2 separate regions of the Mus musculus genome follow, and region 2 is linked to region 1. Evidence: chromatin loops called from intact Hi-C (ENCODE). Cell type or tissue: heart. All regions are shown on one strand. Each heading gives the region's core, and the rest is flanking DNA. Links, peaks and the distances in the headings are about the cores only. Region 1 holds the start of BB014433 (expressed sequence BB014433). Region 2 holds the start of Gm35149 (a long non-coding RNA gene).

Region 1 (15,822 bases), core at 8,215-10,714:
TGGGGGTCGAGACGTCTCAAGAGGGAGGCAGCCTATGGTGGTGGGAAAGAATTCTGGAGAGCTGAACACAGGCCCTACTATCTTCCCTATGTGAGAGTGGGAATGTCCCTGGGTCTCTATATTCTTCTCTCTGCAATGATGCTAGGGTCTGGAAAACTTTCTCCAAGGCCACGAGCAGCAGCTGCTGGGATCAGAGCTCTCCCAGTGCAACAGGGCTTTCTCTGAAAGGGTATGGTACCTACGGATTCACCTTTACCCATGCCCACTAGAATAGCTAAGAGCTATGATAACAGCGTGCATGTGAACCATCAACACAGAATCTATCTGTGGTGGTCTGAATAGGAATGCCCCCCCACCAAAGACTCATTTGTTTGAATGCTTGGACCACAGGGAGTGGCACTATTAGGAAGTGTGGCCTTGTTGCATGGTTGTGGCCTTGTTGGAGGAAGTGTGTTACTGTATGTTCTAGATTTTGAAGTCTTATATGCTCAAGCTATGCTCAGTGTGGTACACAGTCTCGTTCTGCTGCCTGTGGATCAAGATGTAGAACTCTCTGCTCCTTCTCCAGCACCATGTCTGCCTGAATGTTGCCATATTTACCACCACAATGGTAATGGACTAAACCTTCGAAACTGTACGTCAACCCCAACTAAATGTTTTCCTTAATAAGAGTTGCCTTGATCATGGTGTCTCTTCACAGCAATAACGTCCAAACTAAGACATCATCCATAGAGAAGGTGATGACCTTAGATGTGGACTGAGAGCAGCAGTGAGAAAATTCTGATTACACAGCACAAACTGCCTCAAGTTCCAGAGTCCAAATCCATACCCTCTTTATGTCTCCATCTCCAGCATCCATCTCCCTCTGTTTTCTGCCTCTGTACTACCCACGAGGACTTGGGGAGAGAAGGGGAATCAGTGCCTTTAGTCCCCATGGGATGTCATGTGTTTCCCTGTGGCCATTGGTGGGATGTGACCCCTTTCTCCTAGTCAGTCAAGCACAGTCCACAGAAAATAAATGAGGGTCTAGACACACTTGCTTTGGTACAGATATACAGTCTCTCTCTCTCTCTCTCTCTCTCTCTCTCTCTCTCTCTCTCTCTCTCTCTCTCTCTCTCTCTCTCTCTCATTTTTTGAGACAGGGTTTCTCTGTGTTGCCCTGGCTGTCCTGGAACTCATTTGTAGACCAGGCTGTCCTTGAACGCAGAAATCCACCTGCCTCTGCCTCCCGAGTGCTGGGATTAAAGGCGTGTGCCACCACGCCCGGCAGCTCTCTTATTCTTATCTCCACTATTATCAGGAACTAGTAAGGCAAATGCTTCAGTGTGACATGTGATGCCTCAGATCTTGGGTGAGGGTTTTCCTAACTACACAGGCTACCTTCAGCACACCCAGAAATGTGCTCTACCCCCACTGGAAGTGGGATGGGAAGGCCCAGGTTCTTGCACAATGATGAGGTATGGCTCAGACCACACCCAGCTTTTCCTAGTAGGTCGGTCTTCATTTTAAGACAAGCTTGGTTTCTACAGCCTGAGGTCACTCTCCCCGCCTGTGCACTTGGTGTTCAGCATTACTCAGTGTCTCTGTCACGGAGCCCAAAGGTTTTCCATATTTTGTAGATCAAAACATATCCTAGGAAACCCATCAACGGATCTCAGCAGCGTACCTTGTATCATGTGTGCAATCCTCTGGCACCAGCTCCAGCGTATTCAACCCAAGCTACGTGCCCGGGCCACAGCGGCAGGAAGCCCGGTACTCAAAGCAGCAGCAGAAAGCTTTCCCTAGGATTCCAAAGGTCTGTCTTCAGCAGGCCAAGGGGGAGAGTGTTCTTAGCAGACAGGAAGCCACAGTGGACATGAGGCCTAGTGCGTGATGGAGAGGAACACAGGCGGCTTAGTGTGTGTGTAGTTGTCTGGACACCTTTACACTCATACATCAAGCTAGCTCTCAGAGATGCAGCAAAATATCCCAGCAGCGTTTTAACATGGGAGAGTAGCCGCAATTCAGCACCAGGATAGCACACACTCTGACGACCTGTCTACACCAGGTGGCCAGGATTGCCTGGAGATCACCCTGGCATATACACCCCGCATGCCAGACATGCTCTGACAGATCCATCAATGTCAGGCACACTGTACAGGGTCAATAGGTATATCTTCTATTAAATGTAAAGGCTTGGCTTTTACTGTGTGGGTTCTATGGGCAGGCAACAGCCTTTAGAAACATCTGGCTCTGGCGTTCGCATTTATTTCTTGCAGACAAGGGCATATGTACATGCTCATGCTATTACATGCAAGTGTGCGTGCATGTGTGTTTGTGTGCACTTGGAAAATGGGGGTGGGGTCCTCAGTACCTTTGTCAATCATTCTTCGCCTTGTAGGGTTGTGTGTGTGTGTATATGTGTGTGTGTGTTTTGAGTCAGGGTCTCTCACTGAACCTGGAGTCCATTTATTCAGCCACACAGGCTAACCAATGAACTCCAGGGATCTGCCTGTCTCCGTGCCCTAACACTAGGCTCACAGAAGTGTGCCACAGCATCCGACTTGTATGTAGGTGCTAGGAGCCAAACTGGGGGACCTCATGCTTATGTGGCGAGTACATTATTGACTGAGCCATACCTAGCCCCACAGGGGGTCCATTCCTAAAATGGATTCAGTGAGACATGCTAAGGCAGAAGGGAGCTAGGTTTAGATGGAGAGCCCCAAGCTGGAATTAAGAGCACAGGCTCGGGCTGGTTCTGTTTGCTGATCTATTCTTGGAGCTGTATGCCTATTGAGAATCCCTTCAGCTGCCCTGGGCCTTGATTTCCTCATTGGCACCGTGGGAATCAGATTAGACACTCCTAGGTTAATCCCCAAGAGGCTCAGGGCTCAGTCCTGAATGGTCATGCTCTGAGCCTAAGCTTGCTGCACAGGACTGTGTGGCCAGCTGCCTGGCCCACGACAGGCTCCAGGAAACAGTAGCAAAGGCTCGGACAAGCTGTGCCAACAAGGATTCCATTCTGAAAATGCTCAGAGGCTCAAAGATTAGCAGCAATGTGCCATGCCACGTGTTTACAAGAACAGTGGCTGCAATAAAGTAAAAGTGGCATTAGGCACAAGAGTCCATTCTGCTGGCCCTGCCTATCCTGGCCAGGCTGGACGCAAACAGTGTGCCCACTGGGCTAAAAGAGAGCTGATAGGCTGAGGACCAACCCAAGCTGAACCACAGCAGTGAGCAGAACTCATACTACAGAGATCCAAGGGTAGCCCCTTACCTTCACCTCACCTGCGAGAGTGGACACCATGGTCCAGAGAGGTTTGTAAAAAAGCCAGGGAATGCTGTTAATGCAGAGCAAGGATCTAAATGATAATCTATTACTTCTGTTTTCTAGACCTTTGTGATGGAGCCTCCTGGGAGAGAGGGAAGAGGTGCACAAAGCCAGGCCATGGTCAAGTGTGGAGTTGGGACAGAACTCTAGCTCAGGAGGCTAAGGTGAATGAGCAAGTCTGAGCCAGTGTGAGCCAGTGTGAGCCAGTCTGAGCAAGTGTGAGCCAGTGTGAGCCTGTGTGAGCCAGTCTGAGCCAGTGTGAGCCAGTGTGAGCCTGTGTGAGCCAGTCTGAGCCAGTGTGAGCAGTACACACATGTAAGCCCAGTGGACTGAGCATCTTTCAGGGGCCCATATAGCTTCGACAAGATACAGTTAACAACAGGGATAGGAAGTTGACAGTCTTTTAAACATTGTAAATCACCAATAGCCACATAAAGAGCATCTGGAGCCTGGAGTGGTGGGGCAGGGCCATCCTCTCAGCCCTTGTAAAATGGAGGCAAGAGGATCAAGAGTTCAAGACCATCCTCAGGTTCATACAGAGTTCAAGACCAGCCTGAACCCCATGGGCCACATCTCTAAAGAACAACTAAATAACCAGCTGTAATCACTTCGAAGTCCCCGCCTAACACTAAACTCCGGGTTCACAAAGCCAGAATGCCCTTGCCTGCTTCCCTTGGCTTCCTGGGAAGGTGCTGCTGGTGCACAGAAGCCTGAAGCTCAGATCCTTCGCAGCCTCAACTGCTCCATATTCTCTGGTCACAACTAAGAACCATGGCTTCCCAGCCAATAGGAAAGTCAGCGTGACGGGAGATTCCTGTCTTAGGGTTAAGCCACTCTGAAGATTAATATATGCCACCCCCTTAACTCGGCATCTAATGAAGCCAGTTAATACCTGAGGGGTTCTTTCTCTGGGACAGGCTCATTCTCAGATATGGGCTCAAGGAGTCCTGTTCCCTATCTTAGTGCAGAGCAACTGTTATTGATGTGCAGGGACCCTGCAGCTCCTGTATGAATGCCTGCTGATTTGTTGCTACACCTGGAGCCCACCGGCTACGGGGAAGTGAGACAGACAGACAACAATACTGCCAAGAAAGTGTATGTGTGTTAGGGATGGGGTTGACATCCCATGATGCATTGTGGCCAGACACTCACCTCCCAGATCGGTGACCCTGGATGACATGCAGGTACAACTTTCTCACCAAAGAACGGGTGAGTATGAAGTGGAAAGATGAGTGATTTCTCAGGTCTTCCTCTCCCGCATGCCCCCGAATCAGTCATAATTAGGGGGTTGGTCATCTACAACAGAGCCGCTCTGAGACTAAAAAGATCGACTGTTAATAACCAGTGCATGCCCAGAGATCCAGACATCTGCCACCCTGACCACAACCAGTTGACCTACACAGCAGAAACACCCAAGAATGTGTGTCTAACCTTACACCCGTGGCTCACCGTGTCAGATTGATTGGTAGAGAGCCAACTAAGAAGCATGCCTCTGGATAGGTCTCTGTGTGTGTGTTTCAGGAAGGTTCAGTTGAGGTAGGGTGTCCCACTACAAATATGGGAGTGCTATTCCATGGACTGGGGTTCCAGACTGCATAAAGAGGAGAAAGCAGGCTGGTCAACAGCGGCCATCTCCCTCTGTTTTCTTACTGCTGATGCAAACCTCCCCTCCACTAAGAACTATGTATCCTCTCGAATTGTAGCTGTGTATCCTCCCAAGCAAGCCCTCCCTCCCTTAGGGCTTTGTCAAGTGTTTTCACTCACCAGCAAGGATCTGACATACTCACTAACTTCGAGCAATTGAGCAAATTATTTTCAAAAAATCATGAATGATCCTAGCACAGCCCAAAGAGCCCTTCTCTCCCTCTTCCCTCTTAATGGCCACTACTGCAGTATCACCTTTGTTCACAAGAGGGCACACCAGCCACCAGAAATCTTTTCTTCCCTGGGCACTCTCCTGGCTGTGAGCTCTTTTCAAGAAGAGCTCAACAATAGTGTGCAAAAGAAAGAAAAAAAGAAAAGTCTGGAACTTGAGTGTTGTTACCCATAATCCTTTTTAATGTGGAATAAAGTTCCATTACTCCTGACCCCGGGGCTGGCAAGTCACAGTAATTGTGTCTGACACATCCTGGGGCATGATAGGCAGCACTGTTTCTATGATTTTTAGAGGACTGTACAAACAAGACCAAGAAAAACCTTAGAAACCTTTTATTTTTCCTGTTGAGAGCTGCCTAGTTTGTCTACTTGCTAATCCCAGCTGCAGAGGAGGTTTTAATTATGAGTAGCTTGTTTTCTTCTGGCACAAAGAATGTAGGGTGGTATAGGGAGTGTAGGCTAAGTATTAGGAGGTAACTCCTCCAAAGAACACAGGGTCCCTTCAAGCCAATAGAAATTCTTCACTGGCCAGTAGACCTAAACCGTGGAGCCCTGAGCCCTACAGTTCTTTGTCAGCGTGCACAAAAATTACATCCTGGTTGTCAAGCTTTGGTTAGCAAGAAGACAACAACAGATGCCAAAAAGCAAGGTTGGTATATTTAGGAACTTTCCCAGGTCCTGTACTATGGGCTGGCATAGGTTTTTGGTGGATTTGGTCTTAGTACCCATTCTGGCAGGCATTGGGGCCTACATACCCAGTTTTAAGGTCACGATAATGTCTCTAACATGACATCAGATGTCCTAAGGTCTTAGGATGTACTAAGCTCTGGGGGCCTGTTACAGTAAGAGATGATCTACAAACACCCAGGCCTGGATTGTCACTCCCAAATGGGTCCCAAAGTCGCTTCAATCTGAGATGTCCCTAGCCCTGTCATATAAAGTATCCTTTATGATGATAAGAGCCCAGACTTGTACTATGACCACTCTGATATCTGCGGGAGAGGGAGGACTCCATACACACTTTAAAACCCATTCAGCACCCTGCATCTGATGTGAGTTTGTCCCATGACAGGACTTCAGAGTCAGGAAGCTGTGGGGTGTGGAGTCACGTGAGCTGTGGAGGTCCACCCAAGGACACTGAGAGACAGTGAGAAGCCAACGGGGCTTTCGAGATGGAACAGCCTTGCTCTACGTGAACCTAGACGTGGGAACAAAGGCTTCCGAAGCCTTGGAAACCATGGGGAAAGAATGCAGTGCTGACCCTGGGAACAAACATAAATTCCAGGTTCTAATAGAAGGAAGGTTCTGGGCGATGACTTCTTTGTTGAACCCAACATTCCCGTGCCCTGTTGACGCACCCCTCTACGGAGCCAAGATCTGTTGGCACAGCCCTCTGCGGAGCCATGCTAAGAACACCATGAACTACAAATTGAGGGTGAGCTCAAGCCTGCTGGTAAGAAACAACCAAAGAAACCCACTGTCTCTAGACTTTCCCAGAAGCAGAATTCTGTGCTGAAGTAGTTGACCCATACCTGTTAGCGCTACTTAAATACGAATACATTTTTATCATGTCACCGCTCATGTGACATGCTCGTAAAATCTACTCATCTCTCTGCCATGGGTCTCGTATAAACCCAGAAAGACAAAGTGATTCTAAAGATGGTAAAGAACTTCCCATTACTGCAGATGTGGAAACTGACCCACACAGAACCAGCAGCACCCTCACCTGCAGCTCCTGGAAACCCAAGTCTACCAAGTTTAGCCTCCAGGATACCCACAGACATGTCTCTTCACTGGACCAAGGTGTGAACAACTCCCTTGGCTTTTCCTGTATTCTTATGCACCTAGGCCCTGTACTGTGTAGGACAGGATGGGTTGCTGTTTGCAGACAGAGTCCTCGTAAGGAAAGGGTGCACAGATACACCAGTGGCAAGGATAACATACTTGATGCTCTTGACCTAAATAATAATCAGAGACATTCAGACAGACAGACAGTCTTCAGGACATTGATATTGAGAGCTGAATGGGCTATTGTGGGAACAGGTATACCCCAGAAAGTCATGATTGTGGGCAAGGGATAATTTCTATAAACAAAATGAATTATGTCTAGCATCTTGAAACCATCTTCCTTGGTCACAGACTATCAAGGGAAATGCCACCCAAGGCTGAGTGGGCCATTTGGGGATAAACATCCTGAAAGGGTTTTCTGGACAAAATTCTGGTTCTGTAGCCAATGCAATGGTTCTACATCTTGGTGAATACAAAGTCAAAGCAAATGCCAGCATGAAATGAAGTAGAAAGATATATTACCTGCAGCAGGAAGGGAAGGGCAGGCAACCATTTCCAAAGCATCCAATGCCTTCCTCTGGGGAAGTGCCTGGAGCTGTTCGGCAAGCCAACAACACCTATGCAGTGGAGAGGGGGCCCCATCCTGAACGTGCTTAGTTAATGCTGAGTTGAACTCCTGCGCATGCTCAATTTAAGGTTATCATTCAGAAAGAAAGATGTAGATGTATTTCTGGGCATGCTCTGGTTTATAGATAGGGCACATAGGAGCCAGGTAGCATGCTGGGCATGTGACATAAACCTTCTGAAGGCTGAGTTAATATAGGAACTTGCCTGTGATGGTGCCTGCTTCACCGCTTGCCTCTGCCACTTGAGGTTTCCTGTGATCTGATCACCAGTCGAGTATCAAAGATATATTATATATTATATGTTATACTATGTTATATATTATATCAATTATATTATATATTCTATGTTATATGTTATATTATCTCATATATCATATATTATATATAACCTCCTTGTTATATCTATTAATAAACAGTTATTAAATAGATGAGTGACTCCATTTGGTTACAATAACTTACAGTTTTATGCTTAGTAGATGTGATAGATGTCAAATGATGCCTTTGCATAAGATATTCTTATATTTGAAAACTCATCTGTAAGCACACACGGGGAACTGGGAGAGAAGGGAGCTGTGAATGGGAACCATCGCAGGGGTCCCACATCTGGTATGGAAGGAGTTGTGAGTGGGAACCATCGCAGGGGTCCCACATCTGGTATGGAAGGAATTGTGAGTGGGAACCATCGCAGGGGTCCCACATCGGGTATGGAAGGAGTTGTGAGTGGGAACCATCGCAGGGGTCCTACATCTGGTATGGAAGGAGTTGTGAGTGGGAACCATCACAGGGGTCCCACATCTGGTATGGAAGGAGTTGTGAGTGGGAACCATCGCAGGGGTCCCACATCTGGTATGGAAGGAGTTGTGAGTGGGAACCATTACAGGGGTCCCACATTGGGTATGGCCTCCAGGATCACACACTCAACAGGATTCCTGGGGTCCTGAGGCATGAAAGTGTTCACAGCACAGAAGTCACACTATGTCCACAATGCCCACTGCCCTGAGTCAGTCATACCATGTAGGACAAAGTAATTGGGTCCATGGTGTGGTGGGGACAGGACCTGACCCAGGAGACTGATCCTGAACCAGAGGCTTGCGTGGAACTGAGTAACTGAAGGAAGATGTAGCCCCCAAGCACCGACTTTCCCAGTCTTCCAACTTTTACATGGTGCATGCTTAGACACAAATCCATGAATTAACTAGTCGTGAATAATTCTGGCATGATAGCTGGGATTTCCCAAAGTGTGTAAAGCCCTGTTGATTACAAGACCGATAGGGCCCTTGCTGCACAGACTCAGCCCATCAACATAGAACATGGGACTTACACAGAAGCAGGCACACACTGGGGACATCATGGAATTATCACGGACAGAAACACGTGTCATCCGAGTGCACGTCATTGCCATGACCTGCACTGTGTTGAAAAAATACACTTCATGATTTAATTGGCCAGCATTTACTCTGCATACATACTTACGTAATAGTAAATGTACCTAAAATATTCTGAAAGGCTGCGGAGAGGGCTCATTCACTTGCCACATAAGTTTGAGGGTCTGAGTCCAAATCCACTCAGCTTGCATAAGCAGGAGGTGGGAGCAGAAACAGGAGACTTTGTGGAAGCTTACAGCTGTATACAGAGTGATAGACAACAGCAAAAAAAGAAAAAAAAAGAGGTTCTGTCTCAAGCAAGGAGGAAAGCAAAGAGCAAAACTGGAGGATACCTCCATCAAATTCACATGCACACCGTGGCACACAGGATTACAAGCACATACACACTCACGGAAGCACGCATGTACACGCAGTCAAAAGAATGGGAAATGTGGCATTATTATTTTCATTTATTCTTAGTAACGTCATTGTTTAATACACTTGTACTTGTCTCTTTGTTTGCCCTAAAGGATGCAGTGTGCTGTATCACCAGGAGGTGGCAGTGTTGTACTTAAAGAAGCACCACACAGGCTTAGGACTGAGATCTCTTACAACTGTGGGAAATCCACGGCCTGTTGCATCACTGCAGACCCAGCAAAGCCATTTGTGATCATTTGGTGCCACCTGCCTGCTTTACAGTAAGAATCCACAGAACTTGCAGAGCCGTTCTAACTAGGACCCAAACTGGAGAAAACAAAACCATACTCACACCATGGGAAACTACAAAAGCATGCCGACTGTATCTCTGCGCCCCCAAAGCTTCAACACAGACTCCCAGGTGTCTGTGCCCCGAGGCAAATGCCCTAACGCAGGAGTCTGTGCCCCAAGAACTGGATTCAGAGGCCCTAAACAAGTTATCTGTGTCCCCAAAGCCTGGTGCAGCGGTCCTATCCCAGGTGTTTGTGCCCCAAAAGCCTGCTGCAGATGCCCAGGTGTCTGCACCCCAAAAGCCTGCTTCAGAGGCCCTAACCCTGGTGTCTGTACCCCCAAAGCCCGGGGCAGATGCCCTAACCCTGGTATCTGCACCCCCAAAGTCCGGGGCAGAGGTCCTAACCTTTGTGTCTGGTGCAGAGGCCCTAACCTTTGTGTCTGTGGCCCCAAAGTCGGGTACAGAGGCCCTAACCCATGTGTCTGCACCCCAAAGCCCGGGGCAGAGGCCCTAACTGAGGTGTCTGCAACCCCAAAACCCGGGGCAGAGGCCCTAACTGAGGTGTCTGCACCCCCAAAGCCCAAGGCAGAGGCCCTAACTGAGGTGTCTGTACCCCCAAAACTGAGTGCAGAGGCCCCTACCCAGGTGTCTGCACCCCCAAAGCTGTGTGCAGAGGCCCCAACCCGGGTGTGTACACCTCCAAAGCTGTGTGTAGAGGCCCCAACCCGGGTGTGTACACCTCCAAAGCTGTGTGCAGAGGCCCCAACCCCGGTGTGTACACCTCCAAAGCTGTGTGCAGAGCCCCCAACCTGGGTGTGTACACCTCCAAAGCTGTGTGCAGAGGCCCCAACCCGGGTGTGTACACCCCCAAAGCTGTGTGCAGAGGCCCCAACCCGGGTGTGTACACCTCCAAAGCTGTGTGCAGAGGCCCCAACCCGGGTGTGTACACCTCCAAAGCTGTGTGCAGAGGCCCCAACCCGGGTGTGTACACCTCCAAAGCTGTGTGCAGAGGCCCCAACCCCGGTGTGTACACCTCCAAAGCTGTGTGCAGAGCCCCCAACCTGGGTGTGTACACCTCCAAAGCTGTGTGCAGAGGCCCCAACCCCGGTGTGTACACCTCCAAAGCTGTGTGCAGAGGCCCCAACCCGGGTGTGTACACCTCCAAAGCTGTGTGCAGAGGTCCCAACCCGGGTGTGTGCATCCCCGAAGCCTGGGGAAGAAACCATAATCTAGATGCTGGTACCTGGAGAGGGCCTTAGACTGCTGAGGGTAGATAGATGTTCAGGGTAGTGCAGGGTAGAGTGGAATGAGGGCTGTACCACCCATTATTGGCACTACAACAACCTGTGCATGATGCTCCGTTATGGCAACCTGGGGAGGTGTCTGGGACAAGTTACCAGCAATGGGCATAGAAACACTGTGTGGCAAAACACACTTAGCAGGTGAAATAAATTGCATTTTAAATAGCCTGCCAGTGGGTCCGGGTATGCTTCCCTCGCCTGAGGTTTGCTCAGTTGGGTGGGCGCCTGGGTGTGCCATGCTGAACACACCTAACTCCACCTGGGAGGGTGGGAATGAGGGCAGTGGAGAGATAGGCACTGGGGTGGGGATTGCTCTCTAAGCGCCAGCCCACATTATCTATCATCATTATTATTATTATTATTATTATTATTATTATTATTATTATTATTATTAGATATTTTCTTCATTTACATTTCAAATGCTATCCCGAAAGTCCCCTATACCCTCCCCCCACCCTGCTTCCCAACCCACCCACTCCCGCTTCCTGGCCCTGGCATTCCTCTGTACTGGGGCATCTGATCTTCACAAGTCCAAGGGCCTCTCCTCCCATTGATGGCTGACTAGACCATCCTCTGCTACATGCAACTAGAGACACAGTTCTGGGAGGTACTGGTTAGTTCATATTGTTGATACTCCTATAGGGTTGCCGACCCCTTTAGCTCCTTGGGTATTTTCTCTAGCTCTTTCTTTAGGGGCCCTGTGTTCCATCCAATAGATGACTGTGATCAGCCGGGCGGTGGTGGCACATGCCTTTAATCTCAGCACTTGGGAGGAAGAGGCAGGAGGATTTTTGAGTTCGAGGCCAGCCTAGTCTACAGAGTGAGTTCCAGGACAGCCAGAGCTATGCAGAGAAACTCTGTCTCAAAACAAACAAACAAACAAACAAAAACAAAATAAAAACAACAGCAACAAAAAAATGACTGTGAGCATCCACTTATGTATTTGCCAGGCACTGGCATAGCCTCACAAGAGATAGCTATATCAGGGTCCTGTCAGCAAAATCTTGCTGGCATATGCATTAGTGTCTGGGTTTGGTGGTTGTATACGGGATGGATCCCCGAGTGAGGCAGTCTCTGGATGGTCCTTTCTTCTGTCTTAGCTCCGAACTTTGTCTTTGTAACTCCTTTCATGGGTATTTTGTTCCCCATTCTAAGAAGGAACGAAGTATACACACTTTGGTCTTCCTTCTCCTTGAGTTTCATGTGTTTTGCAAATTGTATCTTGGGTAGTCTAAGTTTCTGGGTTAATATCCACTTATCACAGCCCACATTTTCACCAAACACTCTCGGACCGATGGAGTAGAGTAGACCCTGGGGGTTGCACCCACAGCTTTGTGGCAGTGCGGGGTGGTATCGGCACTCCCTATTCTAATATTTAAGCAACAAGACAACTCTGTGCATGCTGTTGAGGGTGTGTGGTGTCTTTGTCTTCTGTTAGGGCTCATTAGCCTCCTCTTCCCAAGAATATGCAACCAAAGTCAGTGTCAGGAGACCCCAACACCGAGTACCCTGCAGGGCCATGGCTACTCTCATTTCCCTGAGCAGCATCGTGTAGAACGAACCTCGAAATAGCTCCTTCTCTGCCACAACCGTCCGTGGACTTTACCACTCAGAGTTCCCTGTAGGACCTTCTTCATCCATCTCCGGTGTAAACCACGGGTGCTGTGGTACCCACCCCATTCTCAGGTGAGGCTGTAACACAAAGGAGATCCCCAAGGGCCGCCACCTGCTATGGAGCTACCACAGCTTGGATATGGAATATTGAGAGCTTTGTCCCTGGTGGGTAAGTCAAGTCTGAAGAGCTGACTCCAGCCTGCAGCCTTGGATTTTGAAAGCCAAGTGAATCCGTGGTGGTAAAGGGTCAGTGGTCGGCTCAGCATTGATCCGTTCTCTAACAAACGCTTCAAACGTTGAGCTCTACTGAGAGCGAGATCCTATGAACTACTTGACACCTTGACTGGGTCGTGAAGGCGAAAGTGAAGGAGATCCTTAGATACAGGTTGTGGGGGGTAGTGGTGCAGGGGGAACAGGTCATATCTGTGGGGACAGGATGTCCTCATTCGTAGGAGTGTGGCGGTATCCTAAGGAAGAAGACAGAGCCTTGTCCGGTGCCTCAAATGAAACGTAAAGAAAGAATCGGAGTGAGAGGGTTCCACACCTAAAGAGCTTAAATCTAAAAGGAAAAGCACACGGTAAATCTTGGTACCCAACGGTGATCTTACCTGGTTCTCTTGGCCTGGTCTCCTCCCATGTCAGCTTTCTGGCAGCAGAGGACAGGACACTGTGGGGTGGGATATGAGCAACGGAGATGAAAACCAGAGGAGCAGTTAGAGACTCTGAGCAAAGGGTCCAGCAGGTGGTCACAGTGGGTCAGGCACAGCATCAGGACAAAGCACAGCATCAGGGCCAGGCACAGCATCAGAGCCAGGCACAGCATCAGGGCCAGGCACAGCATCAGGGCCAGGCACAGCATCAGGACCATCAGTGGGTACCACTGGGACTGATGGGCAGCATCACGGAGAAAGGCTTCGTGAAGCTGTACTGTACTGTTACTACCAGAATGGCAGGGAGGATCGGAGTCAGCCAGGCCTCCAGAGGAGGTAGGGAGGAGCCATATCTGCAGCCATGGCTCTGACCTTCAAAGAGATGGTAGATTTCAGAAGTAGGGCTTATAACAGGTTTGGGGATTGTGGGGCCCACAACCCAGGGCTCCTGAGAGCCATGTAGAGTGCAGCCCCCTGACCTCTTCTCCGTGGCTGTTCAAGATATGCAAACAATTCCTCCATACCTCTAGGACCTCAGGGGAGCCTTAGGGGATGTCCTTGAATGGTCACAGCAGCTTCTCAAGACACAACTCTTACCTCAGTCACCACCACCCCAGGCACCTTGGGAAACTCCGGTCCAGGCCAGGCAAGCCTCAGTAGAACCTCAGATGACCCGGCTCACAGGAGCAGCTTGACAAAGAACCACCTGAAGTGCCTGACTGGTGAAGTGCCAGGCTTGTGATTGGTCCTTAAATGAGTCTTTGTCTGTCTGTCTTTCTGTCTCTCTGTGTTTTTTTATTTTGTTTGTTTGTTTGCAAAAGGGTTTGTATAACAGCTCTCGCTGTCCTGGAACTAACTCTGTAGGCCAGGCTGGCCCTGAACTTGCAGAGCTCCACTTCTGCCTCCCAAGTTTTGGGATTAAAGGCGTGCCCTGCCAGCTGGCTCTTAAATGAGTCTTAAGAGAAGTGTGAATGGGAGCTATGCACATTCAAGTCCACTGCTGACCACATTATAGCCGCCCCCCCCACCCCGTCCTGTTTCGGACGAGCAGACTACTTCTCAGTGTAGACAGATTAATCTAGGGGGCTTCTCCTATATAATCCTATCCCTGTGTAGGGTCAGTAAAGGCCTCTTCTTGGTGGTCCACTTGTTTCTTTAGAGTGAGCTCCCAGTTCCGGGCACCCAGGAATAGCAGCTACAAGACAACTGGAGAAAGAAAGCCCTGAGGCTCTACGCCCTCAGTTCACTCGTCCTTCAGGAGGCAGCCGAAGGCTTCCAGAAAGTGCCAAGAGCAGTGTCTGTGGAGTCTACAGCACAAGGTGAGTGTGCAGAGGTCCAGGAGGAAGAACTGCAGCTGGAAGAACGAAGAGCACCAGGAAGCTCCCAAGGCTGGAGAGCCAAGCATCTCACACTGGAAGTCTGCAGGCTGGGAGAAAAAAAACTGCTAAGAGCAGAGGGCCCTGGCACCCAAAACTGGAGAACCACACACGCTTGTGGAAAGCCTAAAGTTCACTCTGATGGCCCCTAGCTTGGAAAGTTGGAAGGTGGAAGCTGGAAGCTAGGGCCAAGGACTCAGCGTCATGAGCCTCTGAGGTTTCTGCAGTCTACTGCATCTGAATGAAGCAGATGGACCCAGCTGTGGGTGTCTCCGGCTGGGTGGGGCTCTGGGAAGACACATCCCGATAGCCAGGGCTGCTCTCCTGCCTGCATTCACACACTTGGGTCTCCTCCTCTCCCATATTTGGTGGCTGATGTAAATCACAATTTGCCGTTTTCCACTCATCTCAGAACCCAGACCTCTGGTGGAAAAGCATTCGAATTGGACTGAGGAAATTATCAGTGATGGAGAGAAAGAGAGAGAGAGAGAGAGAGAGACAGACAGACAGACAGACAGACACACAGACACACAGACACACAGAGAGACAGAGGCAGAGAGACACAAAGAGAGACAGACAGACAGACTGACTGACTGACTGACTGACTGACTGGCTGACTGACTGACTTAGAGAGAGGGACTAGGAGAGAGTTTAAAGACACCAAGAAATCTCCAGAGATAAAAGACAAAGAGCACAGAGGATCAGGCAAGAGATGCCTGGTTCTCAGGATAAGATCTGTGAAAGACCAAGGATCTGTCTATCGATAGCGCTCAGCCTGGCCTTCTCCTGAACGGGCCTCCCAACAACTTCAAGAGCCCCTGACCCGTTTGTTCATGACAGATCACTCACTTTCTCCATGAGGGCTTTCTGGAACAACAGAAGCCACTAAAACTGTTCATCTGCCCCCAGCGACATCCGGCCAGAGCAGGGGGGGAACCAGGACAGGGGAAATCCAATTGGAGGGCCAGCCGGAGAAAGAGCATTTGTCCACCCGGCAGCCTTCACTAACCTCCTCCCCGCAGCTCTGGCTCGGGACAATGGGCACTTCTCTGCTGGTTCTCTGTTCTCAGTTGGACAGAGGGTAAACTGTGACAGGCAAGACCTACCAAAGAAAGTGGCCTGTGTACGGAGCGTGCCTGAGGTTCAGTGATGTCATGCTAAACACTGGAAGGAATGGGGACTGGGAGCGAGGCGGGTGTGGGAGTGGTG
Region 2 (15,822 bases), core at 6,291-8,790, 50 kb after region 1:
AGACACATCTAGCACCATCCCTGCATGACTGGGCCGGCACATGCCCCACGCAGACATTAATGTCACTTAGTATGAGAAGGCAAGTATGATTTGGCGTGGAAGCTGGAGTTCAATGTTGACAGGTACTGAACATTTTGGCTTCAAGTAAAGATTATGTGTGAAATGCTACAGAGAGTACATTGACTAAAATGTTAACTGTTGATTTTTAATAGAAAAAAAATGCAATATAAAAACACTATTTGTTAAAGGGCACAGTACACACAACAGTCTACTTTGGAAAGCCTTGGTCACTCCTTCCAAAAAGGGCAAGCTGACTGGACTGGGGTGTGTTACCTGGCTTTCTAAATTGTTACAATCTGTATTCTGGGATTAAAAAAATATAGAGAATATAAATAACAGTAGTGAGTCTGAGTCAAGTAGAATGATTTTAAGGGTTGTTAATGACCTCCTATGCTACTAGGTGCTATGTTGTTTCCCTGTCAGCTCTCTGAGATGGGACTGGAGCCCACACAGCCAGCTCACTTTATGTATCAGGTGAATGATGGGGCAGACTGTAGCATTATCCTGGACTGTGGTCCAGTGACCCCACAGCCAGGGCGCTCCCCTGCTTCCCTGGCACAGCTGGGCTCCGTTGTGCGATGGGAGGAAGGCAGGAGAGCAGAGTGACCACAGAATATTTCTTTTCCAAACTCTGCTTCCAGTTGGTCCCGGTGGTGTGGATGCAGCCTCTGTCAGCTGGCCCTGCATCCGGCTGAGAGTTGTCCTTGATTGCCACCTTATGCCAGGCAGCAGCCTCCTGACCTACATGCCCAGCAGGGGGATCTGCCACACCATCACTGAAGAAACCAGGTCCTCCTGAGAAGGCTGCCTGGCCTTCCTGTGCACCCGCCGGTGGCCCTGGCCCCCACATACCACCAGCGCTGAACTGGCTCTTGCTCGCCTAGAGCCCTGTGGTCTGCTCCTTGGGGAGGCACTGGGGTCCCTCAGCAGGTCACACAGACTGCTGTCCACAGATCTGTGCTCTAGGGAACTGGAGCCATGGGACAGGTTCAGTGACCCCGAGGACGAAGACAGATCATTCTTTTGAGTTGGCAATCCTAGGGAGTCTCCCAACCAAACGGATGTGTAGGTGTCAGGCTGGCCCGGGCAGGAAGGACCTTCCTCGCTGCAGAGCAAGTCCTTGGGGTCTTCATCCTGAAGCTCAGAACCGGAACGTGGGCTGTCCCTGGCTCTGTCCTTGTTTTGAAACGCCGTGGCTGAGACGATGAACTTAACGGGCCCGTTATGCGCATGGTAGGAGACCATGCCTCGCCCTGGGGGACAATTCAACAAAGATCTTTAATAACAGGCATGCAGCATAGGGTATCAAAGTGCCAGATCTAACCCCATAGCTCCTACCTAGACAGAAGCTTGGCAGGCGGCACTAACACAGGGTGATTAAAGCAGAAACGCCCTAGATCACGTCACTGTGGTGGACGTAGTTACCCAAAGCCTTAAACTGATGGCTCCATGGGTAAGAAAGCTTAGTGTTCTCAAAGAAGACAAGGGGGGGGGGAGGGAGCGAGGTGTGGGGTCCTGACACCCATACCGGGCAGCTCGCACCTGCCTGAAACTACAAACCCAGGGAATCTTAGGCTCTCATCCATGTGCACTGCACTCATATGTCATACATAAACACACACACACAGAGAGAGAGAGAGAGAGAGACAGACAGACAGACAGACAGACAGACAGAATACAAACATACATAAAAGTGATTTTCCAAAATTTAGATTACATTTTCTTATACTCACACCCCTGAAATAACATCATAAGAAGTTTTTAGCTTTGGGCATCAAACGCTTCCTCACTTGCTCTGTGCAAATGCATCTTATTTCCCTACGTCTTAAGAAGCCAAACACTGAAGTGGTCCAGTGTTAGGAACTCAATGTCTACACTATCAGAAGCTCCTGGCAATTTCTATTGCAAAAGTTTCCAGAGTGTGAAAAATCAGGACTTCAGTCTCCCTGTGGTGTGACCCAGCTGTCGGAGACACCTGGTGGGCTCCTCCTGGCCACTGGCAGGAGAGCCGCCTCCCTATGTCACTGATCTCCGCCATGTTTTGGGGGTGCAGAGTAATGTGAGGTTCAACTTGGAGAATACAACTGAAGAAAGGATCAGTGGCGACAGAGGGAGAAGTGAATTGAGAAGGCTGACTGGGGCCTCAAACATACAAAGGATGCCCCAGTTTCTCTGTTGGTTAGCATACACTCCACGATTGAAACTTTACCTCCTAACAAAACGGAAACTTTTACAAGGAGTGAGCGTGTGTTGGGGCAGGTAGCTGGGTGCCAGGTGTGAATGCCTGTCATGTGAGGCCCCGGATTTAACCCTTAGCATTGAAGATGAAAGATGGGGTGAGGGAGGAAGGGATGGGGGCGGGGCTGTAACAGCTCTCAACCATGGTCTCTTCAACTAAGGCAACCACTTCCTAAACATTTCCCCACCTCTCATTTGATCATGCAGGCTATCTCTTCCATGCTACTGAAGTCTTCCCATCATGCTTTGTTCCTGGCCGGGGGGGGGGGGGCTTGCCTGAATAGCATCCTGGAGTAGAAACCCCAAGACCCATGAAGTTGGGCTGCTTTCCAAACCTGCCGTCCAGTGTGAACTGGGATTGCCAGAAGCAAAACTCAGGGGAGGGGTTGTGTACCCAGCCTCCTTCTCTACACCCAAGAAGAAGGGCTCCATTTCCACTGAGCAAACCCCTGTGCTCTGAAGGGAACTGATGGGTAGGAGAGTGTTCAGGATCAGTTCTCTGGGGACTACCAACAATGACAAGAAAAGCAGAAGTATAAAGAGAACATGCAAATGAGCAAGTTATGTCTCTGCTAAGTACCCTACAGTTCTCTAAAGATGACAGGACAGCAGCTGCCTCTCCTCCTAGCTGCTCTGAGGAGAGGCAGGCACACCGCTGGGTCCACTTACCTGTCACTTTGGGGATACCCTGAAGCCGAGGGACTGGCAGGGCCACCACGACACCCAGGCTGGTACCGACCATGAGCAAGCCGTGGCAGACGAGCAGGCTGGTCACAGATAGACGCTGGTGCCCTGGGTCAGAGAGAGAAAGAAAGTGTCTGATGCCCGCTCAGGCGGCAGTGCTGGGTGGGAAGCAGGGGGTGGGCGTGAGGCTGGGGAATGTTCCCAACATCAAGGCCAGTCTCTCTAGTCTCCTAAGCCTTGTGGCAGGGTAAGCTGTTAGGATGCTCACACCTGTGCTGAGCCTTCCTCAACCAGAAGAGAAAGACAAGGTCCTTGGGGGGTTCTGTCAGTGCACCTCAACTGGATAGCAGCCATCACACAGGCAGGTCTCCAGTCTGTTTTCAGACCAGCCTTGCTCGAGGTGAACCAACCCAGAGCTATCGAAATCATCTGCTTCCACACAGTTGCAAGGGCCTCCTTCCCCACCCCCCCCCCTCTCGTGTGCACACACATGTCTCTTACAGCACACACACACACACACACACACACACAGAGGCAGCACAGTGCAATCAAGAGGCACTGTCTGCGGGGCTTCCAGACTTTCACTTCAAGTATGCCCGAAATCACGTTGCTAGTAGTCTCTGGGACGCCTGGGCTGTTCTGGCAGCCTGCTCTGTAACCAGGCCAGCAGGCCAGCAGGGGGCCTTGGGAGGAGTGGGTGTCACTGCCTGGTGAATGTGTGTGTGTGTGTGGGGGGGGGGGTGCGGGGGGGGGGGTTATCTTCAGTCTCTCCAGCTCCAGAGTATCAGGAAGCCTGCAAGGGCACTCTGCGGCCATGGAAAGTGACACTGGGTTCAAAGAGTCTTAAGACTGGTCCTGGGGTTGGGCCCAAAGCCAACCAGCACAGAGGGAGGCACGGAGTTTGCTCAGGGAGCGCCCTTTGACTCGTTTTCTGTAGAACAAAGGTTATTTTTGCTATATCTGCCTCTGACACAAAGTTCACGCTAAGGACAGGCAAACACTGGGGCCCAAGTGGACTTCGTGTCTTCAGAGGCCACTTTTATGAAATGCTTAGACTTCAAAACAGATGTTTTAAAAAGAAAAGGCTTTTTAAAAACAAACAAAAACCCAAACAACAAAAAAACTTCGTAACAGTGATCTGTACAAGTTTCCAGAAGCTCGCGGTATTTAATCCCTGCGATTCTAGATGTCTGTCTTATCTGTAATGGCGTGCACCTTACGGATGCACCGCAGTTGATCCCACAGTGGCCTGGAACTCTGTGAGCAGCTGATTTGCCTTTCAAGAGCTGTTGAGAAGTTCCAGAGCCGCTCCGCGCCATTACTGCTGACTGCTGTGTGAGTCGACCCCAACATACTGGAGCCACTTCCTCCACCTGTCGCCCTGCCTTGAGCCAGGAAAACAGATGGGAGGATGGAAAGTTCCAGTGAGTCTGTGGGCACTTCCTTTTTAAGACAGATTTAGGAACCTCGGAGGATAGATACATCCTCACCCCAAGGTCTCAGCTGTGCTCTGCGCAGGGGCCTGAGGACCAGCCACGCCCACGGACCCAGGCTGCCAATCAACTGCACGCAAAGCTCCACAAATCACAGCCTGCCACGGTTGCGCTCTTCTGACTCCTAAAAGGTTTTGCGTTGGGAGACATACTTTCCTTTACTTTTTCTACAAGGAAGAATTTTTGAATTCATGGCTTTTAGAGTGTTCATCTGGGCTTTTAGAGATGCCTGTGAAATACTTTTGCTGTGAACAATCTCACTTCAAAGACAATTAACAGGTAAACCGGGCTTCTCATGTGTGTAATGTCATCTCATTTGGTAGCTTCTAAAAATGACTTATCATCAAAGCACGAAGGATGAAAGAGTCGCTAGATATTTCTGTTCATCCAGAAATATATCTTGTATCCTTCATTCTCTCTTCGATTCTCCCACATGTAAACAGTGTGTGTGTGTGTGTGTGTATTTTTTTCAGAGAAATTTCACTTTTACACCTACATTATCTTAAGTATAGTAGGAATCTGGGAAGTGTTCCATTGCCTTTTCAAAGCTGCCCCTTCTGTCGGAAGTGTGTTTCCCCAGGAGAATGAAGAGACTAACATGGTAGTGTCTTACAGTGGGATGAGACCTAGAGGGGAAGGGCAGGAAGCTGGGAGACAGAAACCCTGCATGGATGCAGAGATAAAGGGTGCCTAGGGGCGATGTAACAGGGCCTCACACACGATCCCCAAACACTGCCCCATGTCGTTAAGAAAAAAAGGGCCTTAATAATAGGAAGAAAGCAAGTGAGCCCCAGATGCTGCTATTTCCTATTTTTTATTTAGGGACTAAATACAAACTTGTTCCAGGAACTGGCCATTGGCTGCCCGGGTCACCCCCCAGCTGCCCAGAGAGATGCTGCCCAAGTGCCAGCTGTGTGTGTGCCTGCATCCAGTTCCCCATTCACACACAGCCACGAGCACAAGCTAACTCACAGCCCCCATCCAGTCCCCATTCACACATAGCCACGAGCACAAGCTAACTCACAGCCCCCATCCACACATAGCCATGAGCACAAGCTAACTCACAGCCCCCATCCACACATAGCCATGAGCACAAGCTAACTCACAGCCCCCATCCACACATAGCCACGAGCACAAGCTAACTCACAGCCCCCATCCAGTCCCCATCCACACATAGCCATGAGCACAAGCTAACTCACAGCCCCCATCCACACATAGCCATGAGCACAAACTAACTCACAGCCCCCATCCACACATAGCCATGAGCACAAGCTAACTCACAGCCCCCATCCACACATAGCCATGAGCACAAGCTAACTCACAGTCCCCCATCCACACATAGCCATGAGCACAAGATAACTCACAGCCCCCTGATGACTAGGGCCGTGGCACTTAGAAGACTCACACTCATTTTTTTTTTTTAATAGGAAACTTGGCCCTTTGACTTGACTGCATCACTTCTGGACGCTGTATCCGCTCCACGGGGACACAGGAGGTTGAGTGTGGCCCAGCACCTCTGTCACCCCTCTCTGCTTGCTCTGAGTTCAGAGGACAGGACAGGAAACACCTGTGCAGCAACCCCGGGGCTGCCTGGGGCCTTCCCACACTGCAGCCACACCTTCTGTTTCTTTGCTCGCTGAGTCCCACGCCTGCCCCTGGCTAAGGTCTACTGCTGGGCCGAGAGTGCACAGTGTGGTGGTTTACGTTAGGAGCCTGTGCCGAACGGCCTCAGAACTGAATTCTACGAGGAAGGGGAAGGCGACCTTCTGAGACCCCAATTCATGTGGTCCACAGGGTGGTCTTAGAGGAGAGTGCTCTGATTAAGTTCTGATGGTTACAGCATCTTTTTTTTTTCTCGAAATTTTGTTCTTTTTGGCTCAGTGTGTCTCCATCAGCAGGACCCAGTTGGGTTTTTACAATGACATGAAAAGACGCTTGCCTGTGCTGTTTCCACACACGCCTGCGTGGGCACTTTCTGCGCGCAGTAGTACATTAGTGGCTCAAACACTCAGGCTGCGGTGAACACTGCTCTGAAACACTGTCTTTATTCTATCTAAACCACAGCGTTTGTGTGTGTGTGTGTGTGTGTGTGTGTGTGTGTGTGTGTGTGTGTGTGTGTGTGTGCCAGAGATCAGACAGCCCACCAGGCATGTTCTGGGATGCTAGGAACTACTGTTGGACATGGGAGACAGAACGGGGGTTCTCGTTCAGGCAGAGTTCGACTGGGTTAGTCTTCCCTAGTGGCCAGGCTGGGGATAGCTCCACAAGACCACTGGAAGAACACTGGAGGCTGAGAGCCTGATAAGGCCTCCCAAAGGTGGAGTGGAAGCCACTTAATAGCTGGCACAAGACACTGCAGAATGTCTTCCCTTCAGCCCCAGGCTTCCCAGTCCATTCTGGTCTGACACACCTGTCTGTCCCACCCACACACGAATAAGAAGCACAACGAGCTACACAGAAGCAGATCAAAATCTGTGACAGAGGGTCTCCCCCACCCCTGCTGTGTCCAACATGACTTCTATCAGTCCATCGTCCACGGCTGTGACCAAATACCTGACATTAGCAACTTAAAAGGACAAATGACTCCGGCCCATGCTTTCAGTAGTTCCATGGCTTCTATGCTGCTGGCAAGCCAGCATATGACAGAAGGGTGTGTGGAGGAAAGCTGTTCATCTCATGATAGCTGAGAAAGGTTAGGAGCTGTGTGGAGGAGTGGGGTGGGGGGCATGTGTCCAAGGCATTCCTCCAGCAACACGCCTCCTCTAACTACACCCCATTTCCTAGTTTCCTCTACCTCTCAACACCATTGAAGTATGAAGCCACCGTTGGATTAGGCCAGAGCCCTCATGGTCCAACTGTCCCTAACCTTAAACCCACAGGCTGTCAAGGGGCAGTGCTATATTCAAACCATAACACTTTCAAGAGACTCTGGCATGCCCTTTGATCGGTGAGGTGGGTGGGCCTCTGGAAAATGGAAAACAGTCCCATGAATCTGGTGGTGCCAAGGAGGGCCAGGCTTTGTAGGGAAGGTTGGGAACAGTCAATGCTTGGCCAACTGGAAGCAGAGCAGGAGGCTGAGGAGGGGCAGCCATGGCTACAGGCGAGCGGAAAGAAACACAAGAGTGCCCTGCAGTGCACCTCAGCTACAGACAGAACACTGCACACCCGAGCCGGCCGGTTAGTCAGTGTTTCCCAGTCAGCACTGGCTGCCTGCCTGGGAGGGAGGAGCCTGTACCCACACCGGGTCAGTACCAGGCAGGGGAGAGGAAGTGGGCAAGTGTGCCCTCGCACGTTCGTACGCACCCTGCTGGCCTGAGTCAGTAGCAAGGATTGCCAGTGGATCTGCTCGGAAGCCGGACAGAGGAGAGCAGCCCACAGGTCATTTTTTTTAAATTAGGTACACACCGAGGTCATGGGAAACACCAGTTAACAGAGGGTCGGCAAGATGGAGAGCCTCACAGCTGCCTCACTGTTCACCTGATGGTCTTGCTGTTCCATTGCACTGTATCATGTACGAGGATTATTTTCATAAACACACACACACTCACACACACACACACACACACACACACACACACACACACACTTCACTCACTGGCCAATGCCTCCTTCTCCCAGTCTCTGACAGAAACTGCAGGCAGATGAACACAAGGCAGCCCCCACCCTCACCCACCCACCCCTTCCCCTGCCCTCAGATGGAGGCACTGTGTGACCCCACACATTCCTGTGGTTGGTTCTCAGGATTCCAGGAACCATGGCAACCACAGCTGCTTCCCTGGAGGCCACAGGGCACCAGAGTCAGGATCTGGGCCCCAGAACAATCTAACTCCTGTCCCTTCCCATGTCAATAGAGAGTGCAGGGCATTCTCTGGCCGGATGCAAGCATGTGCTGGCGGCTGGTGACTCTGACACGGTTTCTGTCTAAGGGCGAGGACAGATGCCAACAGCAAACACCTGTCCAGATGATCCACAGAAGCATGCTGGGGGCGGGGGGCAGCCTTGATGCTGAATCACTTTTGTTTTCTAAAAATAACATGTATTTAAAAAAAAAACCCTCCATATTCCTAACGAAATAAAATAGCCTACAATTATCTAAAAAAAAAAAAAAAAAACGGTCAGCGGCCAATCCCACAGGGAAATGCTGGTCAGCAGCCCTAGATGCCTTGTGTCCTCAGGTCTCAGCAGATCTTATCAGTTGGCACCTGTCTTGCCTCTCTGCCTCCCCATCACTCCTCATGTCGGCATCATGACCCCTGAGTTGTTGTTATGCTTTTCCAAGGCGCCTGGAATGGCTTAGCAAACGCTATCCAACACATGAGTTGACAAGTGGCCACGCCCCCACGCCCATCACTTACTTTCTAACTCCGCCCATTACTGTGCTCACTGTTCCCATCTTTCTCCCACGCTCCCCCTGCAGCCTGTTAGGCAGAACCCTGTGGACAAAGGGCCAGCAAGATGCACTTGAGCCTCTCCCTACAAGACCATCCTCCCCAAATCCACCCTGGCATGGCCTCTCTCCTCTCCCTGTTCAAAGTTTTCAGTGATTCCTATTGGCCATGGATATATTTAGGACGATTTATTTTTCCCGGTCTTGCCTCTGGTGCCACTATGTGGTCCACTGTGGCCATTAATGCAGTCTTCATTATATTTGTAGACAGGATGTATACCTGTCTTTACAGGCTACATGTTCATATACATGCTCACACATGAAGCCATGCCAAGTACTACACACAGTAGCTGTGCGCCTATACACACAGGGCACATGTGAACACCCAGGGGCTATGGTCCACATTGGCTATGTGTGCCTTAGCAGCTGATGTCCCTTGAACATCTGCTGCCCTTTCCCCTTCCTTCTGAGGGACCCGGTTGCAGGCTGTATGAGGGACAAGGACATTAGAACCCTGCCTTCCTGGGGGCAGTACCTGGCAGCATGCTATGCACAGGGGCATCAATGTTGACATCCTGCAGGTGCTTCAAGGTCTCTGTGTGGAAGAGGCGGAGGGTGGACCCCGAGGTGAAGGCAATCCAGATGCCAACGCCAGCCACAGCCATGTGGGAGATGACCATCCCTTCATCTTGGTGGGCCTCCAGCTGATTCTGGGGGAATGGAGGAAATGAGGTCACACAGGGTATCGAGGGGTACAGCCAGAGTCTACAACAGTGCTGAGGGCAAAGATGCCACACGGCGGGGCTAGGCTGAGTCACTCCTGGGGATCATGGGGTCTGGGTAGAGATCAAACCCGTGACTGTCAGAGCAGTGGCCTCCGTTCACAGCCACAGAATAGCACCCGTGGGCACAACGCTCTTGAGGCTTCCCCGAGCAGGCAAGTCACTCACAGAACCCAACGCTACTTGCCTTTTATCATGGTACCTTCACAAGCTGAGAGAACAAACTCAACACAACATGAAAGGGGCTACAGGGCGAATGGCTGCTGGCTTAGATCCCTAAGGAGACCCAGCCCACTGAGCAGCACAGCCGTGGGTACCTGGGAGGAGGTCCTTCTCTCCAATCCAGATAAAGCCTGCCGCTCTCCCTCAGACGTAACAGTCCTAGGGTTGCTTCCCTTGAGCCCTGCCTGAAGCAAGCAGCCCTGCCCACAGGGCACTCATTCCCCAATGGGCACCCTCACGGCATCGTTACCGCACAAGGCCTTGCTGGCACACCTCAGCTATACGGTCATCTTGAGACCAGAGGGGGTGTAGAGGCCAAAGCCAAGCCAAGGTGCGGCGTAACAGCACCACAGAAAGTCAAGTAATTCACAGTCAGCATCAATCTTGCCTCTCTAAATCTCAACAACTTAAAATGCTCAGGGGTGGGGGTGAGGGGAGAGACGGGGACAGACATAGCTCTGTGTCCTAAGAGAACAAGGGTGCGCAGCACATGACCCATCAATCGCAGAGGCAACAGGCTTGCCAAGGTTGCAGTAACCCACACCCACACAGATGCTCCCAGAAGAGCTGGGCTGAGCTAAGCTACAGCCTGCATTAACTGTATCTCATTTCAATGGAAGATTCCAGGGTAGGAGTGGCTTTGCTTGTCTGTGGTGGCAGAACCCAGGTTAGGAGCTGTATGGGGATGTCTCCCAACCTTGTCTCCTCGGCCTGTTTTTCAGGCTGCTTGATGCTGGCACACACAAACTAGATTGATTTTTGGATATTGATCTTGTAACCTCCGACCTTGCTGAATTTTAGGTTTTCTTGTTGTTGTTGATGTTTTGTTTGATTTTTTTAATCTGCCAGTGTTGTCCCAGATTCCTTAGGGATTCTGTATTCAAGACTATAGCTTAGCAAATTCTCCTCCGTCCAACCCGACAACACCCACTCAGCCCAACCCCAGCATCTCAGGTAATAACAGTCAACTCTGTGTGGGCAGAGGAGGAGGCGGGCCCCTGAGTCCTCTTTGTGTGTTCACTTACGCTGTTGCCATGCCAACACACAGCTTCCTCTATGTGCCCTGAGACGCTAGCACTGGCCTGGCCCCCAGACTCCTCTCTGTGGGTTCATGTTGTGCACGGTCTGTCTGATGTTCACTGGACGGCCCTGGGGACAGTCTTCCTAGATGCCTTCGCACGGAGAATGGACTCTGTGGCCGGCACTGCCACCCCCACAGGGGCTGTCTGCTTCACTCTGGAGCTCAGGCTGGGTACAGGGACACTTCCTGGGATGCTGAAGAAGGCTGCTGCCCACTAGTCTCGGTGCTGGCATGGTCTTCAGGGTTCTGAGATGCACACCCGTCCACCCACACACACCCTGCACAGTCAGGCATCACTGGAGGAGGAAGTCTGGATCGACAGACACCTCTGCTTCCTGCGTAACTCTGGCCTTAGCACATTGGGTAGATCACTGCGATTGAACTCAGGTCACAAAGAAGCAGGGACCTTCCACGTAGAGCTTGTAATCCAGACACAAGGAATGCACGTCCCCTGCCCAGGACCCTGCCCCTGAGGCAGCTGGGGTGCCTTGGTGGGGGTGCAGGGGGGGGGCTGTGATCCAGTGCCAGGGACTGGAGAAAGAGGTGGCTCTGAATCTCATGCCTGGTCCAAGCAAGGGACGTGGGGTCAGCGGAGGGTCAGACTGCTCTGTGTACTGTTCTCATGACACAGCTAAGCTCATACCTGCCCAGCTCTGGAAATTAGCATCACTTCCTCATTGCAGTTACTCTGTGGAGGTCAAGGCAGGACAGTTTGCCTTGCATTACCGGGTTTCTGTAAGTGCTGAACTGAAGGAGCCTTCCCTTCCCACCCGTTGTCCTGTGCTCTCGGAGGGTGCAGAACTGTCTGCAGGGATAGATGGTCCTCTGCGCATTTGGGGGCACAAATCTTGATCAGGGCTGCCCGTCATTTGAGTTCAGGGTGGAACAGTGACTGCCCCAGGGAACCTGCGGAAGCTGAGTCACAGGACTTTCAGGGAGGCTTGAGAAAGCAGAGCAAGAAACCGGAGGATCAAACAGCGGGTCCCTCCTTCCTCTCCATGTCACACACCTACCCAGCCTTCCCCGGAAGCACATGTGGCCAGCTGCAGCTCCAGGGTCTCCAGTCCCCAGCAACCTTCTCAAGCACTTGATGGAGTGGCAGGGTCATCTTCCAAGAAAGCACATTTCATAACACCTGGTCGGTATCTAGGGTCTCTGGATGCTCAATATCACATGGAAAGTGGGCGATGTGACGTCTGCATCAGGGCCTTAAGGACCAAGGCGCTAGCTCCAGCAGACTTGGCTGTTCCCATCTCTGCCTGCAGACCAGGAAGCTGGGAGGAAGCCCAGACCTCTTGCCCTGGATCCCATACACTGGGCTGAGAGATCTAGGTTCCTGCTACTGTGGGGTCCTCCTGGCCCTGTCAGACCCGCTCTGCCCTCTCACTTGGTCATCACTTGGTCCACACTTCAACCTGAGGACTACAGTTCCTCCTGGAGTCACATCACTATGACACTCTCTGTATCCCTTCCCATGCCTTCCTTGTGAACTCTGCTTATCTTTATGGAAGTGGTGACAAGGCCCTATGGTTTGCTTTTTGCAACCATAACCATATACACAGACTCAGGGCAGATACAGTGATTGGACATTACAAGGCCAGTTCTGACCTGGGCATGGCTTTACCATGCCTGCTGAGGGCTGGGCAGAATGGAGTCACCAGAGCTCCACAGCACCCGACACTGTCCCGTGGCTGGGCACAATGCCAGGGTCTGCTCTACGGTACATGGTACTTGGCAGGTACACAGCAGTATGTACTGGTGCTGGATGAAGGACCAGGGCAGCATTGGTTCAGCTCTGTGATCCTGGGCATGGATCCCCTAAGTCTGGTGTCCTGTTTGAAAGCAGGGACACAGGCCCAGGGCCTGTTCCTTCCCTCCCTGCGAAACAGTTTCTGAGCATGCCTCAGAGGTCACAGGGATGCGGGGATGGATGGGTGGAGCCCTGGCCGGTGCTGCTCTGTTAACTGTCACAGGATGACCGTGGCTGAAGACTACTTCGGGGTTGCTGTATTCTTGTCCTGGCTGTTCATCCTGTCTGTCCCTTTATCCCTTTTCTTCTATCCACCTGAGTCTAGTAAAAAGCACCATAAATGGTGGAAACTCAAGAGCAAGGAAAGCAGCCTTCAGTTAAGCTTCTCCAGTAATGATGCCATAACTGTGCCCCATGGCTCTAGGAAAACAGCTGGGAAGTTAGCATCTACTGGAACCCCAGAACACCAGCCTGTTCATAAACTTAGATTGCTTTAGACTGGTATTAGTTTTTTGAGATTAGATTTTTAAACACACACACACACACACACACACACACACACTCAAAGGTAAGAAGGAAAGCTAACACGCAGCTGGGAAAGAGAAAAGATGGCAAGGGGCTGGAGAGACGCTCAAGGATTAAGATCACATACCACTCTTGCAGACAACCAAAGTTTGCCTCCTAAGCTCCCAAGTTTGGTTGCTCACAGGGGCCCGTAACTTCAGCTGCAGAGGGTCTAACACCCTTTTTGGCCTTTGTGAGCACCTGCACGTGCACACACACACACACACACACACTCACAGAAATAACATGTAGAGAATAGAGTTCCTCCCTACGTGACAGTCAGCATAGGAACCGCCCTCATGCTTGGCAGGAGGCAGACCTGTCCTTTGGGAGGCATTCTGACCCAGGCTGCCAGGTTAGAGACCCCAGACCCAGGATGCCCTGGCCTATGAGCCTTCCTGTTCAGCCCTGCAGCAGCTGTGAGGATGCCTCGCCCTCAGGGCCTCCTCCCTAATGGCTCCCAGTGCTCCCCACCCTGCACGACCCAGGCTTAGCCGTAGGCTCACAGTCTGTGCAGGAAGGCAGCTGGCTCCCCCCAGCAGCAGCACCCCCGCCCCAGCTGGGTGAACACGGGTTGAGATCCCGGGCTGCACCCACATCTCAGCTGTGGCTGCCCACAAAACAGGAACAGCATGAATCTCGTTTTCCCAGAAAAGCAGGTTTTGCTTCTCTCTATAAATGTGTCTAGTTATTTTGGGGCTAAAATATTGCACAGAGGGGACTGGTACTTGGATCTGAATGCTCTACTCGCTGAGCCTTGGAAATCTCCAGCACTGAGCCTCTCTACAGCGTGTGGCATAATAAAGCAGGCAGGGAATGCTACCTTATCTTGGTTGCTTTCAGAGGAAGGCTGCAGAGAGCATCCCCTAGCACTTTTGGTTTTAGTTTACTATAGTAATATGAATAACAGTGATGATGGTGAGGAAGAGGAGGAAGAGGAGGAGGAGGATATAATGTTGCCATTTGGGGAAAAACATCTTAAGATAGTGTTACTATGTCTCAGTATAAAACTAACAAATCACTACTCTGGCTCTTGGATATTTCTTTAAGCAAGATTTCATCCTGATGAAACAGGGCAGCTGGGGTTCCGCTGGGCTCCAGTGTGCTGTGCTGGATGTGGTGGGCGTTTCCCATCACCAACAAAGCAGCCCCTGACTTAGATGAGCATCCTGTGACACTCAGCTGGGCTAGTTTAGACACAGAACCAACGAGGTGAGGACTGCTAGTCGTCAGATCTGCCCTGTGGAGCATGTCTACGTAGGTTCTTGGGACTTTCTAGGAACTTGAATGATGTCACTGGTGCCGGCAAGAGCTGTAACAAAAATCCCAGGAAGTTGCCATGGTACCTGTGACTTGGTAGGGCTCGCTCTGTGCTTGAAGGGAGGTTCTTACAACAGCAGTGACTCACAGGTGGATGTAAGAGTAACCGAAGTTACCAGGAAACTACGGGAGGAGATGCTTGCACAGGTCTCCTCCTGCCTCTCCTGTGGCTAGCTGGCAGGCTGGGCCTTGGGAACACAGAGAAGCCGCTCATACATGAATCAGAAAAAACAGACGCCGGGGTAGCCCAGCACTAGGGCTGAGGCATTAGGATCTTCAGTTGAGGCTCAGCCTGGGCGTGAGTGACGCTATCTCACTGCCATCCTGGGGAGGATGTTTTGAACCTGGGTCTGCCCAGGAAACTTAGCACAGCTGTCTGCTCCTCTGCCCGGGTAGAAACATCCTGCTACAGGCAGAGCCTCAGCTTCTGCAAACTGCACTGCCCTAGGGAGTCTGCAGGCCTTAGGCAGTGTCTTCACGGATGATATCTGTGTCAGTCACACATACTACAGTTTGCAGCTCTTGCGGCAAAAGCCTGGTTAAACGGTGGGGTGTTAAACAAGCATTGGGCCCTGGATTCTACTCTCAACAGGAAAACCACCAGAGTTCTCTGCATCACTCTCTCCCCGAGGGGGACAGCACACGCCACCAAGGCATGTCCTGAAATAGATGTCCAAACAATGTCTAAAAGTGTGACGTGTAAACTCTTAGCAGAACGGCCTGAAGCCCTGCTCTGGTGAGCTGGTAAACCCCACGGAAGATGACCTACAAATGTTCTCCGAGGCCAATGGTGATGGCAGTGTGACACTGAAGCTGCGAGCAGGAGAGTGCTGAACCATCAGGTTAAACTACCCCACCCCATAGAATAAAAACAGAAACAAAACCAAAACAGTGTGACCTGAGCTTACATAGGGACAGGGCTGGGTGAAAGATGGTTTAAGACAGATGGGGTAACTGGGCATGAGCAATCGGTATAATAAGTAGTGTAAGATATGGCTAGAAAATACCAATGGCGCAGTGAAAGATACACAGTCTATACATCTGTGAACTGCAAACACACAGACTGGGACGTGGAACGGGAGACCTGACCGTAGGCAGTGGATGCAGCACTATGCTGCAGGCGTGCTGTGCGGACCCCTTTTCTCCTTTGACTGACAGGCCTGCGCACTGCCTTCAATGCTGTGTAGTGCGCCTGCGTCTAACTAGCTCCACCCCTGTCTTGGAAACTTCCAATTACCATT

What was found. Hi-C counts contacts between places; a loop is a spot of excess contacts. Peaks named below come from ENCODE experiments on the same cell type or tissue, not always from the same donor. Only the 100,000 strongest peaks of a DNase experiment are listed, where the experiment ranks them.
Region 2: a loop joins it to region 1, with 4 times the contacts of the local background. A loop is called at or near these places in 7 of 42 quality-filtered maps.

The regions. Positions count from the first base shown.
Region 1 is chr8:15,036,765-15,052,586 of GRCm38, reverse strand. BB014433 (expressed sequence BB014433) reads left to right here and starts at 6,509. Exons shown (of 2, transcript NR_037972.1): 1 at 6,509-6,620; 2 at 9,494-11,141. It overlaps Gm35340 (a long non-coding RNA gene), which reads right to left and starts at 15,798. Exons shown (of 3, transcript XR_003947518.1): 1 at 15,623-15,798; 2 at 13,196-14,663; 3 at 11,891-13,085. In heart, for the core only: no CTCF peak of the experiment used is centred there; DNase peaks (open chromatin) are centred at 9,566 and 10,016.
Region 2 is chr8:14,984,810-15,000,631 of GRCm38, reverse strand. It overlaps Arhgef10 (Rho guanine nucleotide exchange factor (GEF) 10), which reads right to left. Exons shown (of 29, transcript NM_172751.3): 27 at 9,398-9,572; 28 at 2,968-3,090; 29 at 1-1,313. The coding sequence ends at 802. It overlaps Gm35149 (a long non-coding RNA gene), which reads left to right and starts at 4,068. Exons shown (of 2, transcript XR_001778521.2): 1 at 4,068-4,754; 2 at 5,903-6,498. In heart, for the core only: CTCF peaks have their summits at 6,724 and 7,784; a DNase peak (open chromatin) is centred at 7,701; H3K27ac peaks cover 704 bases.